Linked DNA regions of Mus musculus: regions 1 and 2 are each linked to region 3. The links are chromatin loops, found by intact Hi-C in ENCODE. Cell type or tissue: left cerebral cortex. All regions are shown on one strand. Each heading gives the region's core, and the rest is flanking DNA. Links, peaks and the distances in the headings are about the cores only.

The links. Peaks named below come from ENCODE experiments on the same cell type or tissue, not always from the same donor. Only the 100,000 strongest peaks of a DNase experiment are listed, where the experiment ranks them.
Region 1: it touches region 3 in a loop (4-fold over the local background); 7 of 42 quality-filtered maps call a loop at or near these places.
Region 2: it touches region 3 in a loop (4-fold over the local background); 2 of 42 quality-filtered maps call a loop at or near these places.

What each region holds. Positions count from the first base shown.
Region 1 is chr8:54,834,828-54,840,309 of GRCm38, forward strand. It overlaps a transcript of Gpm6a not described here. Among named protein-coding and RNA genes, the nearest start is that of Wdr17, 110 kb to the left of the region's middle. In left cerebral cortex, for the core only: no CTCF peak of the experiment used is centred there; no DNase peak of the experiment used is centred there; H3K27ac peaks cover 927 bases.
Region 2 is chr8:55,028,858-55,034,339 of GRCm38, forward strand. The region is part of intron 1 of Gpm6a (glycoprotein m6a); the gene reads left to right. Among named protein-coding and RNA genes, the nearest start is that of Gpm6a, 77 kb to the left of the region's middle. In left cerebral cortex, for the core only: CTCF peaks have their summits at 3,028 and 3,230; no DNase peak of the experiment used is centred there; H3K27ac peaks cover 1,855 bases.
Region 3 is chr8:54,733,686-54,739,167 of GRCm38, forward strand. No RefSeq gene overlaps it. Among named protein-coding and RNA genes, the nearest start is that of Wdr17, 12 kb to the left of the region's middle. In left cerebral cortex, for the core only: a CTCF peak has its summit at 3,135 (motif pointing right); DNase peaks (open chromatin) are centred at 2,600 and 3,188.

The DNA of each region.
Region 1 (5,482 bases), core at 224-5,223, 100 kb after region 3:
CATCATTCATTAATGTATTATTTACTTGTATGAATTGAAGTAAATCCTAGAAATTTGTTGTCCATTGACTTTAGGCTTGATGCCATTGTAGGTTATTTCAATTGTCCTAAACTTGTTATGATTTTGTGTGTGTGTGTGTGTGTTTTACTATGGAATCTAGTTTATTAAAGCTTACTTGCGTTTATGAATAGAATATAATTCTTTAGTGTTGGGTAGAACACTCTGTAGCTATCTGTTAGATCCTTTTTATGCATAGAGTAATTTATTTGATATTTCTGATTATGTTTTTGTTCTGCTGGAGAAATGACTTTGGTGAAAACATCCACTATTGTGTCTGTGTTTTAAAGTCCAGTAAAATGCTTTTTATGAAATGGTGTGCCAGACTTCGGTCTATATTTAGGATAGTAATGTCTTCTTGGTTAAATGTTCCCTTGATTAGAAGTGTCCTTCTCTATGTCTTCTGATTACTTGCAGTTTAAATTCTATTTTGTCAGATGTTAGGGTAGTGACATTCCTACCTACTTCTTTCCCAGTCCCATTGCTTTGAATACTTTCTTTTTCTGTTCTTTCCCTTTAAATGGATGCTTATCCTTGAAGGTGAAAAGAGTTCCTTATAAACAAACAAAACCAATTGTTTGCTCAGGCATCACTCAGGCATTTATTCTTATCACTGAGGTGTTTGTTCACATCTTCTTTAAAGCCCTTGACTTCTTTGATGATATTTATAAATTGTTTTTTAAGTTCTATAGCCTGAGGTTTATCACAGGTGATTCTTATTGAACACCATTTCTATTGGACTAATGGGTTTGCAGAAGGGAAAACATAATGTCCTGGTCTCTATTGTCTTTGTGTTTTTGTGATATGACCTGGACATTCGGAATTCTTCTATGGGTTATGTCTTTGGTGTGAGATTCTAGCCTGCTTCCAAGTGGGTCAATGCAGGGGTTGCATAACAAAAAAAAAAATATGCCTTGGAGTATGGAGATGGTACATCAAGTTTCTGTAAAACTCTCCAAGGAAGGGTACATGAGCTGCATGTACAGAGCTAAGCCTGGGAGTGTGCTAAGAGTGGAGGCAGTCAATATTTATTGGGCCACTCACCTGGAAAGGCAGGCATAACATCTGCAATTCAAGAGGTAGGCAGATTGCAATGATGGGGCAGTTAGGTTTGCTTCTTTGCAAGCTTACCAGGTGAATTTGATACAGAGGAGGTTGGTCACCAGAGGTAGGTCCCAGAGTATGGGCATTGCACTGAAACAACTTTAATTATTTCTCATATGACCTCATGGGTTTAGAATAAGAAATACAGACAGAGGCTATGTAGTTGGGATGCCTGAAGTATATAAATTGTAGATCTATATCTAAAGACGGCAGTGGAAAAGACCCATAGAACAGGGTTAGCGAACACACTGCTATGAAGTGCATTGCTTTTCTTTTTTTTTCTGTTCATGTTAGCTGTCTCATAATTATAACCAATTACTTCAGCCGATAACAAGACAGGTGGTTTTGCTGAAATTTGTGGTAAAAAGGCTAATATTCTAAGCACTGAATTCTTTGCTTAAATTTCTTGCTCTGTCATTTTCTTCCTTCAGCCTTTTGAAAGCCTGCATATTTATAAGCGTGCTCCCTTGATCATAATTCTAAAGAACTCCATGCTCTCTAAATGTAATAACAATTCAGATTTGCTCAGTCTGCTAGTCTGTGTGAATGCGTTGAAGGAACAATATATTATAATCTATTATCAATGTATGGTAGGGGATTATAATAAAATGGTTAGGCAGTTTATAGATCATTCTGTTTATAACAGACTTTTTAAAATAAATAGATTTTTAAAAAAATAGCTCATCATTGATTTATTCAGGCTTTTTCCTTTTGCACTAATCCTTCCTTTCACTTGTTACCATAGTTACTGGTTTAATCATGATGCACAGAACCATTTCTAATTACAGTAGGTGCCAGCACAAAAAATTAATTCATTGCATATCTTAGGCCACAAACAGCTTGTAGCTTGTTTTTTGGTTCTTTAGTCACACATATTCTGAAAAAGACATGTGTACATAATTTTAAACATGTTATTATCTGCTGTTTGTTATTAAAATGAAAATCTTTAATGTGGCTGGAGTTAGAATAACCAATAAAACAAATTCTAAGGGATAAAGATGATTGGAAGTGAGATATTGTCCTTAATGTGCCAACCGCAATGCATTGGATCCTTTCTCCTCAGCTGTTAACCTCTAGAAGTCAAAAGTACTAGATGATTGTAACTAAGCGTTTGAGGCAGGATTCACTATTTAAGCACTAAAACTGATTCCCAGAATATGGATGTTTCTTTCCTTTTGGTTTTTAAAGCATCTTGTATATCACTTAGCACACTCTGGTTTATTTACTGGATTTAAACTCTTACTGGAGTCAAGAGACTTTTCCAGTGTCATTCAATGATATGGTGGATGAGGAACAATGAGACCTCATAGCATTTATTCTATAAGAACTTGGAGTACAGATATAGTCAAAACAGCCATAAAATGTAGACATTCCTATTCATTTCCTTATCACTTTGTAAGTGAACAACTATTATGTAATACAAAAATCAACAAATAGATGGTAGATTACAATTATTTACCTGCATCTTATTTTACAGGTTTTTGTGAATGTCATATATGAACATTATGTCACTTCTGCCACTCAACCCTCCTCCTGTCTCACCCTTTAACACAAATTCACTTCCTTTAATGTTAGTATTATTATTCTAGCATTGGATTTCATTTCTCTCTTAGTAAAATGCTCGATGAGAAATTGGTTTCATTACTTTCTGTCACAAAGTTGTCACATATCTTTTTCTCAAGTCTTGAAGCATTGATTTCTGATGATTGTTCAAGGTATGAAGATAGTTCTGTGTTCCTTGAACTCAACATATGGGAGGAAATCAAATAGAAGCACTAACATTGAGTTACATACTTAGTACCCTTGTTATCCTTATTTTTAAATCACTAGTGGCATTATTTATGAAACAGCTCTTAAACATACCTGATTTTTTTTATACATAGTGTTTGAGAAACCATATGGTGTTTTGGGGGAACATATCTGACTCTAAAATGTCTTAGATTTTCAGGTATTTCACTGGTGAAACTGGTCACACTGACAAAAATATATATATCTCTATTGTTAAGAAATAAATGAACCTGCCTTATGTTCCATGACCTAGTAAGGGATTTTTGTAGGCATGTGTGTACTTTCCCAGAAATAGCATGTATAGCCAGGAAGGAGGCTATTGGCTTCAATTTTTCTTAGGACAAAATCCATGATTGCTAAACTATAAGTATTATAGGCCCACTAATGTAAAACATATAGACAAAGTCAAAACAAAAATCTCTTTCCACTAAGACAATATTGTTTTATGCTTGTCTCTCTTTAAAATCACCCTGTCGTAAGTCTAGCATATGATATATATCCACTCATACAAGTTTCATTGTGAGCTAAATATTGTCTTCTAAATGACTTTTATTCTGGCTTTTTTTTAATCTGGTAGACTTCAAGTACAATTAATGGACACAGATACTGAGTTTATTATGTTGTTAACAGAAACAGCTTTTAAAATTAGTGAGCTATTTAGTCACCATGTGAATTGACAGAGAGTGACCTTTCTCTAATTTAAGAAGATATATTTATTGGCTTTTTCATGTGGTATTTTTAACTTGCTCGGCAGTCAACATAAATCAGCCAAGAAAGCACCATTCTATTAATTGACTGTACTTATTTGAGATGAAAGACTTTTAATTTTGATAACAAATTTTGCATCAGGAACACAGACTATTAAGTCATTTACAATAATCCAGATGTGAAATTGCTGGCATGAGGTTTGCTACATGTGTTTCTCAGCTTAGTCTCCTCAGGACTCTTTAGCAATGAACCAATGACTCATACTGATTACATTTGCTAGAATAGTATGAGGTTTTCCTCGTCTTACCCACCCCCCAATCCAGAGATGTGACAGATGTAATTTGGACCTCTATTTAGATACTTTCTCTGACAATCATAAACAGTGTAAAGATTTTGAGACACAGTCATTATCAGTATCATTTTAATAAGTTGTTGAATTATTTTATTCAAATATACTTTAATAGTCATTAGTATAAGATAGAAAAATATTTCCTTCTATGTTGTTTTAGGAGAAAATCATATCTGTAGAGGTAATCACGAATTTTTAAGTCACATTATTGAGCAAACTATTTATATTATTTGATCTTAGCTTTTATTTCTATGTGACATCTGTCAATCTGGGGACAGTTTTTCATTGTTAGAAATCATGATGAATTAACTTGGATTTTCCATCCAGTTAGTGTTTTTGCATGAACATTGTCCTTGTAGATATCTGTAGATTGTAATTTGCATTATCTCAGACGTGGAGGATTGGAATGATGCACCTCAGGCTGAAGGCTGTATAATTTGAGGAGGGTGAATTAATGCCATACTATATAAAAAAGGATTGTAGCAATAATGTCTCCTCATTGACAGGAATTAATGCACAGTCACTAAATGAATGTGCTGCTAAATTTTGTATTGAAAGATTATTATCCCTTAAAAATAACAGTTCTTTAAGGAAACATCATTCGAATAAGATTTCACTTATTGTGTTTAGAACATGACATCTATTGTGCAAAACAGTCTTGTTTCCTTCTTTAAATACAGAAGTGGATGCTCACAGTCATCTATAAAACAGAACACAGGGCCCCCAATGGAGAAGCTAGAGAAAGTACCCAAGGAGCTGGGGGGGTGGGTCTGCAATATATAGGTGGAACAGCACTATGAGCTAACCAGTACCCCCAGAGCTCATGTCTCTAGCTGCATATATAACAGAAGATGGCCTAGTCAGCCATCACTGGGAAGAGTGGCCCCTTGGTCTTGCAAACTTTATATGCCCCAGTATAGGGGAACGTCAGGGCCAAGAAGCAGGAGTGGGTGGGTAGGGGAGTAGGGCGGGGGGAGAGTATAGGGAACGTTCGGGATAGCATTTGAAATTTGAAATGTATATAAAGAAAATATCTAATAAAAATGTGTTAAAAAACCAAAAGAACCCCATAGTTATAAAGTAGCCTAAAATGTTTAATATAACAACACATGTGAGCACTAAAGAAATATTCATTTGTTATTAGCACAGAGAGAAACATTCACACATTCACATTGTACTGAGTTTTGTGTAGCATCTATGTTAAAGTATTTTTCTTTCTGCTATAACACATTGTGCACTATTGTGTGAAATGTGTATGCCAATATACGTGAAAGTAATGTCATACAGTGCCCCATCACAAAGTAAATAAAATATAAATAATTAAGTTAAAACATAATAGTTCTAGGTATCCTCTTTGGATCCCATGTGAAGTTGTGACTTTTGAACATCAAATGCTTTTGGACAATAGTTTAACTGCAAATATATGATTATCTAGTTTTAGGTACCATTTCAGATGTAAAACTACACTTGGAAGCA
Region 2 (5,482 bases), core at 224-5,223, 300 kb after region 3:
GTCTTAAGGTACTTTGTTGATATTCTTCTGTTGTCTTGGTGTGTAATTTTGTATTTTATTTTGAACTTTGTTCAGAGTCATACTGAAAATCCTCACTGTGGTATAATTATCAAAGGGGAATTTTGAAAGCAAATGTATCCAAAGCAGGTTTAAGTACTGATGGATACAAAATATCTCTGATTCTTTTCTTCTATAAACCTCAGACTCCCCGGCAGGCACATGCTAGCTCAGGTTCCATGCCTGTGGTGAAGACTCTTTTCTGCGCATCCAGCTTAACCTAGTTCATTCAACTGCCACAGGTCTGAGCATCTCCTAGCCACAACTGCCTGCAGAGAGAGCTGCCCCATTGAGTCCAGTAAACTCAAGTTATGAGACAACAGTAAATTGTTATTTTTAGCTAAATTTAAGACAATCTGTTAGGCAGTGGATATTGCAACCAACAAGCAAATGTACAAGTACATGAATGAACAAATAAATGAATGATCAAAGTTTTGAGCAAATCTCTGAAGGTCACGAGGGAGCAAGTCATTCAATTTAGGTGGTTTATATCAAGAAAGTATGTATTGCAAGGATAGGTGAGAACTTCGACTGAATCTCCAGACACCATGTAAGTAAGCAATCTGGGATCTAGAAAAAACTTACATGCGCTTGGAAATCAGACCAGACTTAATATGCCTCAAACATTTTCCTCCTAAAACTTTTGTTTTGTTGTTATTTTTCCACATTTGAAACATGCCTCCCCCTGGCTGTTCCTTTACCCTGTGGGATTATTTATCACAGCTAGAAGTGTATGGTTCTAATCATTAATGAAGCAATTAGCTTTCTGCCTTGAGGAAACAAGCTAATTAATCAAAACATTCTTTTTGCTAAGTCATGTTGACCAGTACAGAATATTCTGTAATTTGCAATATAATTCTAACAAACTATCTGTATCTTAAATAGTAATAGGTAAGTTTAAGATAAAAATGCAATGTTTTCTGAAAAGATTCACAGTAAATAGCCTTTCAAATACATTTCAAATCTACTCTCAATAATCATTTAGCTGTAACATGGTTCATAAGAAGCCAATAGATGAAAGTCAATGCAGTGGTGGTCTTGACCATGTTTCTATGTCAGAGGTGTTCACTGAAAATTCAGTGGTGTGGTAAGTTGTCCGATGAACATTCTAATCAGCTACTTGTCATAATTTCTCATTGTGATACTTATTTAAGCACTATGTTATTTATGTCCCCTAGTTTACAGATAGGTCTTAAAACATCATGGTTCTGTACATCAGAATCTGCTAAAAGACGATGAAAGGGTTGGGTTCTCAATCATGGGAATCTGGGGTCTTTAGTTGGGATCTAACTGGTGAGATTGTTAATTGACTATAAAGGTAAGAGGACAAAAGAATGCCTCCCAACATGGAAGGTTCTTTTAACTTGTTTATTTTTCTTTTGAATTAGAAAGTGATTTAAGTACAGTATTGTAGCAATGACTAAAATATTTAAGGTCATAACCTGTCCATCATTGGAGTACACTATTTTGTCAATGCCATGAAAAACATGGCACTGTAAAACATCCACCAGAGAAGACTACTAACTAGTATACAGGTACAGGTACAAACCAAGAGAATCCTTATTTGGCAGCCAGGGACTACTCCTGGGTTTTGGGACCCCAATGTAGCCCTGAGCCTTTCCTTTTCAGGGTGGGCTCTTAAGCCCACCTAAAACACACAACCTGACTTGACACACTTTAGCTATCAAGAACAGTTAGCTGAAGGCAGAACTGCAGAAGCCAAAAAGCAAAATGAGAACCTTCTGAGACTTTCCCAGAAATGTGGACTTTGTGGATTTGGTCTCTGTTCTTGTTTTGGTAGGTGTTATTGCCTACCTGCTGTGTTCAAAGATCTAAACTGTATTTCTGTTGTGACTTCAATAGTGCTGAGGTTATGATTGTGATGGCAAACCACAGATTTTATAACAAGCTGACTTCTGTACATTATTTAAAGAAATAAATGTTTAAAATAATGTTAAAGACAATATGTTTGAATTTTTAATTATTTGAGTTATAATCTAGTATACTGTTTGAACTATTTTTGTTCATATTTCAATTACCGTCTACTTTATAAGGAGTCATATATCCACTAATATTAGGGTCCTTTTTACATTTGAAGCCTAATGTCAGTGATTCTGATTTACTAAATAATATTGTGATCATGAGATATACTAAATAACATTCATTTTGATGTGATGTTTATTGAAATTTCTGAAACAGCATTAAATGTTTAAATTTTCAGCTCAGTAACATGTAGGAACAAGTAGCATCCAAATAACAATAATTTTAATCATTTCTACATAAAAAGTATATAGAACTAATAGACACTCAAGAAAACTTTCACTTACAATTCAAATAGTGATTCATTCTCCCTGACATTAGGCCAGGTATGCAAAAGGAATGAGCATATGGAAGAAGCTTAGCCCTGTGAATTCCTGTCAAGGATCTCTCAGTGCCACCAAGGGATGCATTTCCATCTATAATATGATAGGAGAAAATTAGCTGGGCTCTATTCTGTTAAAATGCAAAGGCTAAACTGGAAACTGAAGTGGCACTTTTAAAAGAGGTGAAGGATGTATATGTTTATTAATATTTTAACTTGAGCCAATAATCTCTCATTTCCCACTTCTGAAGATAATGCTAAGACCGCCATCGATTACTGAGATTTGTCTAATACACAAATTGATTTCTGTGGTCTTCCTTTTGAAATTTGAAGACTCCTTGGAGCAACATAATTCCGCATCAGGCCTCAGGGGCTTCTAGGTTTTAGCATGCTGCCCCGCAGCTTTAGTGAACGGGCTTTAGACCACTGGGCAGGCAATCATCAAAAGGCAACTTCATGGTCCCTGAGTAGCTGGGAGCTTATCATCTCAACTTTCAGGCAACTGTTTCATATTAACTGTTCTATGAAATTTCAACCTCTCTTTTACCCTTCTTATTGACACATCTCACACTTGGTAATGAAGGCTGCTTCTTCCTTAAATCCCCTATATTGCTATTTATCCAATTTCCGTCTTTGTCTTAGTGGTTTACCTTGGTATAGATTTTTTTTTTTTTTGCCATTTTGTCTTCTATTAAAGAAAAGAATTCTGTTATGATGTTTTATTTAATATACCTTCACATCTTTTAGATATTTTGCACATGTTGCCTCATTTACTCATTCCCTGACCACCTTATCAAAGTCTGAAATCAAAATTTTAATATTCCTGAACTGTCTTCTTTACCCAAATTTCTTCACACTTTCATAAACACTCATAAATCCTATTTTAACAATGTGTTCCTTATCTATCCTCTAGCTATTTAATATTGATTTTGTTAATTTACATAGCTTTAGCAACTAGCACCGTCTCTGGCATCTCTATGAGGATTAAATCATTATATTCTTAGTAGACAAATAAAAACAAAAGGGTCCAATAAAAATTTATGGTAAGGTAAAAATGTTAGTTACATATTAAAAATTAGCATGACTGCTGTGTTTTGAAGTAAAATAATAAAGTCAAGTAAAAATGAAGTAAAAAAAATAAGAAAAATATTGATATGGATGCCAAAAGAAAAGTATCATAAATAGAACTTACATGTGATAGAAAATCATGTTTTAGAATTCAAAACAAAAAGATAAAGAAGCCAACACTAAGTTAATAATATAATATTATTTGTCCCTTAGAAATACAAAATACCTTTTTCTTTACATTTCATTCATTTTACTTAACAGAGTAAGATAACAAAAACTATAAATGAGAATGTACAAGTGTTGAAAAGACAGAGATAGCACTTAGAATATTCATAAATGACATGGTTATCAACAAAAATAACAAAACATTACAAAGTTATTCTCAGGACATAGAAAATAATTTAAGGCTTATAGTTCTGAAATAAATATGAAAATTCCAATCAAAATCTACTGAGTTACTATGTGGAATCTCTAAAATGTACAGAACAAAGTAAGTGAAGGGTAAATGGTAATGGCAAGCATGAAAAAAATGACTGTGTGGGAGCAGTTTCCTCCACCATAGATCAAGACAGGAGATAGATAATTGATGAGATGTTATCATGTATGAGATGAGATGAGATGAGATGAGATGAGATGAGATGAGATGAGATGAGATGGGAGATGGTATTGTTGACTGAGAGAGAGGGAGAGGAAGAGGGAGAAGAGAGGGAAAAGAGAGGAGAGAGAGGAGAGGAGAGGAAGGGAGGGGAGGGGAGGGGATGGGAGGGGAGGAGAGGAGGGGAGGGGAGAGGAAAGGAGAGGAGAGGGAGATGGAGGGGAGAAGAGAGGGATAGGAGAGAGGGAGCGATAGGAGAGAAGAGAGGGGATGAGAGAGGACAGGGAGGGAGAGGACAGGAAGAGGAGACAGGAGAGGGAGAGAGAAAAAGGGAGGGAGAAGGACAGAGAGAGGAGAGGGAGGGAGAGGAGAGAGGAAAGGGAAGGAGAGAGGAGAGGGAGGAAGAGGGAGAGAGAGAACAGAAAGGAGAGGAGAGGAGGGGAGGGGAGGGGAGGGGAGGGGAGGGGAGGGGAGGGAAGGGGAGGGGAGAGGAGGGGAGGGGAGGGGAGAGGAGAGAGAAAAGAGAGGGGAGGAGAGGAGAGGGAGAAAGTGAGGTCTAGGAGAGAGGGGAGGAGAGGAAGGGCAGAGAGGAGAGGGAGAGGAAGAGGGCATGTAATGGAGAAGATTAGATAGCTTGTAAACCAAAGTGCCTCTCTGCCTACTGGATAATGTCTAAGGTAGGGATTTTTTAATACAGAAAGAAACATCTCCTCAATAAAGGATACTGGAAAACAAATCAATGAGTTAATTTTTAGTGTGATTATCCTTACTTTGTTGGTCTCTCTTTTCTGTTTTCTAGCTTTCTCTTATTTACTCTTTTCTTTCTCGTTGATTTAGTTTTTGCTTTTCACTTTGGTACAGTGTGAGAAATAATTGTAATCCAACACTGGGCTTATTTTTCAATATTTAAATAGAGGTAAACTGATTGTATAGTGTATGAAAAGATAATTATACATCTTTTTAAAACAACTGTATCAGGGGAGTTTCTGATTCCTTTGCAAATTTTACACTGGAAGAAGCCATTATATACCCTCATTAAATTGTGAGAAAAAATACTAATTTTTAAGGGCGTGTTGAAAACAAAGCTTTCTGAATCTTTTAATATTTATCTTCATCATAAATCTGACAATATACCATTATTTTACTTGAGATGCTATTCCCAGAAACCAGATATAATAAATGCTTTTGTGTGCACACATGGATATAGCATGCCAATTCTCTATCAATATTTGAACCTTAGCTTTGTTTGAGAATTAAAAGGCCTGATTCTCGTAATATGTAGTGTTGAAAATATACAAAGTGATCATTACTGTTTTTATAGAGATTTTTCTCAAGAAATCTATTCCCTCTAGTGCCAGAAGCCCACTTACTATACTTCATTAATATTCATTTAATAGAGT
Region 3 (5,482 bases), core at 383-5,382:
AGAGGTCAGTGGGGAAAGAGAGAGAGGATGAGAGAGGAAGGAAGAGGAGGAGGAAAAGAAGAAGAAGAGGAGGAGAAGGGGGAAAAAGAAGGAGAAGAAGGAGAAGGAGGAGAAGGAGGAGGAGAAGGAGGAGAAGGAGGAGAAGGAGGAGGAGGAGAAGGAGGAGAAGGAGAAGGAGAAGGAGAAGGAGAAGGAGAAGGAGAAGGAGAAGAAGAAGAAGAAGAAGAAGAAGAAGAAGAAGAAGAAGAAGAAGAAGAAGAAGAAGAAGAAGAGAAGAAGAAGAAGAAGAAGAAGAAGAAGAAGAAGAAGAAGAAGAAGAAAGAAGGAAAGAAAGAGAAAAAGAAAGAAAGAAAGAAAGAAAGAAAGAAAGAAAGAAGGAGGAGGAGGAAGGAGGAGGAGGAAGAGGAAAGAGGAGGAGGGGAGGAGGAGGAGGGAAGGAGGAGGAGGGGAGGAGGAGGAGGAGAAGAAGAAGAAGATGAAGAAGAGAAGAAGAAGAAGAAGAAGAAGAAGAAGAAGAAGAAGAAGAAGAAGAAGAAGAAGAAGAAGAAGAAGAAACAGCAGCAGCAGCAGCAGCAGCAGCAGCAGCAGCAGCAGCAGCTTCAATAGTCCTGAGCAGTCCTGAATGAGCAGTTGGAGGGCTGGAGGGCTGAAAGTTGGTGCTAGGATAGGATCGCTAGAGTGACCTGTAGCTGGAGAGGGAGGGGACGAGTCTGGAGAAGCTGGGGGGAGAGGGGAGGAGAGGAAGCTGAGGAGGCTGAGGCAGTAAGGTAAACTGAGGAAGCAAGGAGAGAAGAAGAGCTTGTAGAGGTGGGTTGGGAACAATAAGGAGGAAGTTCATTAGCTGGATCAAGGATAGTGGAAGTTTCATCTGGTTGAGATTTCATAGCTAGGAGGAGTTCAATTGGCGATCAGAAGGAACAAAGAGAAAATGTGAAGGCTGCATGTAAGAAACCTACTTTTAATTTTCTGAGTTGATGGCAGTAGTTATAAAGGTTCCTTAAAATAATGGGATCAAAGGTGCCATTAGGCAGCCATTTAGAGTCTTTATCTATTGGGTATTGGGGTCAATTTTGACTGTAATAGTGTATGGGTTTGGAAAATAGTTTCAGATGTTTGAGGTTTTACAGGAGGCATCCCAGTGGGGAGGCTGAAGGTATGGATGAAGGCACCATGATACCCATAGGTGAGAAAAAAGTTTATTACATTCTATTGCTTGCAGCATCTTGAGAATAGAAAAATAATAACAGAACACATGTGATACAGGTTGGCTTACCAGACCATGATGTGGTAACCAGGTACCAATTGTGGTAGATGCCTGAGAAACATGGAAAACTCAATAGAATATACTTCAGGAGAAAAGGGAGGAGCCTTGTTTTGATAAGAGAGAAATCTCATCCAAGGGAAGAGCTCCAAAAGGAGAGGGGAGATGTCATTGAGAAGGGCCAGTCATAGACCATGGCTAGGATTCCTCTGTCCTGAAGGACACCATAGGGATGCTTAGAGCTCAATAGTCATTCCCTTGGGACTAGGGACCATTTATGCCTGAAGGGGGAGGTGCACTTACCAATTCACCAGTGTTTTGATCTGGTGGCTAGAAAGTAAGTCTGAGTGGCAGGCAGACTTGTCAATGGGGTGGGAATGGGTGCCTTAGTGGGCCCATGCTGAGGCACCCTCCCTGGGATACTAGCCATAGAATGATGGGTCTAGTATAAAAGGAAATTTATTTGGCATTTGAGAAAGGGGTCTGGGGAAGGGGGTTGAGGCAGGGAAAGAAAGGAGACAGAGAAGTACAGAAAGAGTGAGGAGAGAGAAAGAAGGGAAGAGGCAAGTTGGGAACACAGGAAACAGGGGAGAGAGGAAGAAGATGGAGAGAAGGAGGGAGGAATGGAGGGAAAGAGAGGGGGGGAGAGAGAGAGAGGAAGGAGGGAAGGAAGGAGGGGAGAGAGAGGAGAGAGAGGAGAGGAGAGGAGAGGAGGAGGAGGAGGAGGAGGAGGAGGAGGAGGAGGAGGAGGAGGAGAGAGAGAGAGAGAGAGAGAGAGAGAGAGAGAGAGAGAGAGAGAGAGAGAGAGAGAGAGAGAGAGAGAGACCTAAACAGCGAACAGAGACCCAAACAGTCTTATACTGGAGCCAGGCTGTACTGGGAGGTTGCTAGGTAACTGTTGAGTAAAACCTAGAGGAAATACTAACAAGTATAGTCTGTAAGTTGGATATTAAAATTTTCTGTTGGTTTAAACTCATGTCAAAACAGTCTTCTCTGGTGAATAATCCAAAACATATCAAAAATCAGTTGCATGTAGCTGCAAGTGTTTATATATGGGATCTCTATTCTGTTTGATTAACTATTTGATTCCAATACAATGCTAGGTTTTTTTTTTTAACAAGAAACTAGAAATGAATTTAAAATTCTGGGAAAGGAATATGAAGAGGAAAGTTCTGTTCTGGCTCGCAGTGTGAAAGGATCAGGCAGGGGATGTGGTGACCACTCACTTACATCTGAGTAGATCAGACCAGCGGCAGGACTATATTCTAAACTCTCAAGTCTCATTCCACAGTGATATACCTCCATATCCTCCAGATAGGTCCCACCTGCCACATTTACTACAATCTTCCAAAACAAAGCCACCAGTCAGAGATCAACATTTTAAAACAGAAATCTGTGGAGGCATATTTCACAGTCAAGCCTTGACAGCAACATGAAATGTAAGTTCCTTCAAGGACAAACATTCCTAACAGATGAAAAGCTTGAAATAGCTTGAGGCTGGGTACAAAATAAAATATGGTCATGATTATAAAGTAGAATCATTCAACAGTTACTAATGTATTAAAAGAGGATTTTGGTCTATTCATTACCTGCTGTTATTTCAAATTTTCTATTGTTGATAGTAATGTGGTTTCTAGCAGATACTTTTTGTTAAAGAAAGGTACTAGAAACAGGGTATGGTATATGATGAGTTTGTCTCTCTTGTGGGAAAAGAATTAAGTTCTTAATAGTAAAAAATATGGTTATTCGTTGCCTGGTCAAAGTATGGAGCTTAAAACAGATATCATCTGAACAAATTTGTAAATGTCTTTTCTAAGGCAACTCTAGCCTTTCTAATTTTTTTAAAATGTGAAACCATTCTAAATTTGCCACTAGATGACACTATTGCCTCCTCAGCAGTTTTAGCACAGAGGCAGATTTCTGCTGTGAATGTTCTGGAAAGGGAAGCTCTGCCAGCCATACTCCCTATTTAACCCATTCATTCCATCACTTGGCATACAGTTCTAAATTGTTGATTTTCCCAACCTCGAATCCATAGTGTAATTATTAAAACCAATCGAATTAATAACCCAGGAAATTCCAAGCATTGGTCCTCCTTCTATAAGAGGTCACCTTGCCTTATGTTTTAAGTAAAGCAGTAGGTTATTTCTGAGTCCGGCTTTTGACTACCTGGCAGTTCTTATTCCCTCCTGTACCACTCCATTGTCACTGATGGCTAGACAAATATTCAGAATTACTCTAGTGGGATGCTTTTCCGTCTGCCAAAGCTGCAGTAATGAGTAAGTACAGAATATCCACAGAAAAGGTGAATTTACAGTCCCTTCATATTCTACCCTTGTGGCACCTAGTGCTAAATGATGCATCAGACTTCTCCAAAGGGCTACTATAATAAAAGAACTTGATGTAATTGTGAAGAATTTCACACTAAATGAAAAATATGTATTCCATTCCCATTCATATTACAAGTACCAAAACCACTAAGTTAATTTTTTTTTTAATTATTGTTTTTTGCAATGTTAGGGCTTTGCCTAGAGGGAACTCAGAAATACCTAATCTTGATATTTTTCCATCAATAATTTCACTTTGTAAAATTATTTCCTTCTTGTCATTGTTTGAATAAAAATGGCCCCTACAGGGTTAAATATTTAAATGCTTCTTCCTCATCAGGGGATGGTGTTACTTGAGAGGGATTGGGAGATATGGCCTTGTTAAAGTCGGTGTGGGGTGTGGCATTGTTTAGAGGAAGTGTGTCATTGGAAATGGCCTGTGAGGTTTTAAAAACTCAAGCCAGGCACAGTATCTTACTTTTCCTACTGCTTGGGGATCCAGATGTTGAACTCTCAACGACTTCTTCAGCACATGTTTTCCTGCATGCCACCATGGTCTCCACCATGACGATAATGGACTAAACCTCTGAAATTGTAAGCAAGGACCAATTAAATGCTTTCTTTTATAAGAGTTGCTGACATCATGATGTATCTTCACAACAATAGAACAGTGACCAAGAGACTTCCTTTAGACTCTCTGCTTACTATCCAAGGACTCATCCTCTTACCCAGAAAGCTCATTTTTGTCTCAGAATACATCTTTGTCTGGTTACCAAAGAATGTATCCTAAATTAAAAAGAAAAAAAGAAAAAAGACATTCTAAAATACCAGCTTTCTGAGCTATGATATCAGAAGAAAGCAGGAAGAGTAAAGGGAGGGTCTGCTCTGACATAGTTTCTTAGTGCAAATTTCTGCTATTTCAAGTTCACAATAGAAATATAATATCTAGGTCTGTGACTTTCACAGTCTTCTGGTAGTGTCTTTTAGGTATGCATCTCTCTTTTTTGTCATGAGTCACTAAGAAAATAAACAGGAGGAACAAGCATACTCCAGAGACAGGTGTTAATTAGCTCAATCTGCACAACTTAAATTATCATTACCAAAATGTCAGGCCACGTCTAGCCAATAAATACCATTGTGTTCAATTGAAAGGCTTAAAGTCTTTGTAAAAAAATAATAACAAAATAAAAAACAAACAAATAAAAATTCAGTAGGTTCTGTTTTGGTTTTCTGAACATCTTGGAAATGTTACCAACTTTTTCCCTAATTACTGCCCACGCCTCCTCTCAGAACAAGCAGGAAGTAACTCTACTAACTACTCTTAAGAACTTAGTACTCTTCCTATTAAATAGACAGCTAACAGGATATTGCCATCTCTGTTCCAGCCTCCCTTCTCTACCCAAAACTCTTTAGTTTGTCTATGTAAATCATAGCAAAATCATTGGTAACACAGAGCCATCATCCAAATATTGCCAATCAGCTAGAGATACATAGTCACTGATAACTCTGAATGAGGAAGAAGACTTTTCCTTGGAAGTAAAAGTATTGAATAAAAATGGGAATCTAGTGAAAATATGTCATCGCTAAGAAGATTTGAATCAGCACTTCCTTTTTTTTAATTGGGAATTTTATTTATTTACATTTCAAATGTTATCCCTTTCCCCATTTCCCCCCAGAAACCCTCTATCCCATCCCCCTTCATCCTGCTTCTATGAGGGTGTGCCCCCACCCATCCATCCACTCCCTCCTCTCTGCCATCACATTCCCTTACACAGGGCCATCGAGCCTTCATAGGACCAAGGGCCTCGTCTCACATTGATGCTCTCGAGTCAGCACTTCTAATAAAACTAAACCGGACTAGAATGCAGGCCTGCCTTAACCTTGGAAGCCTTCT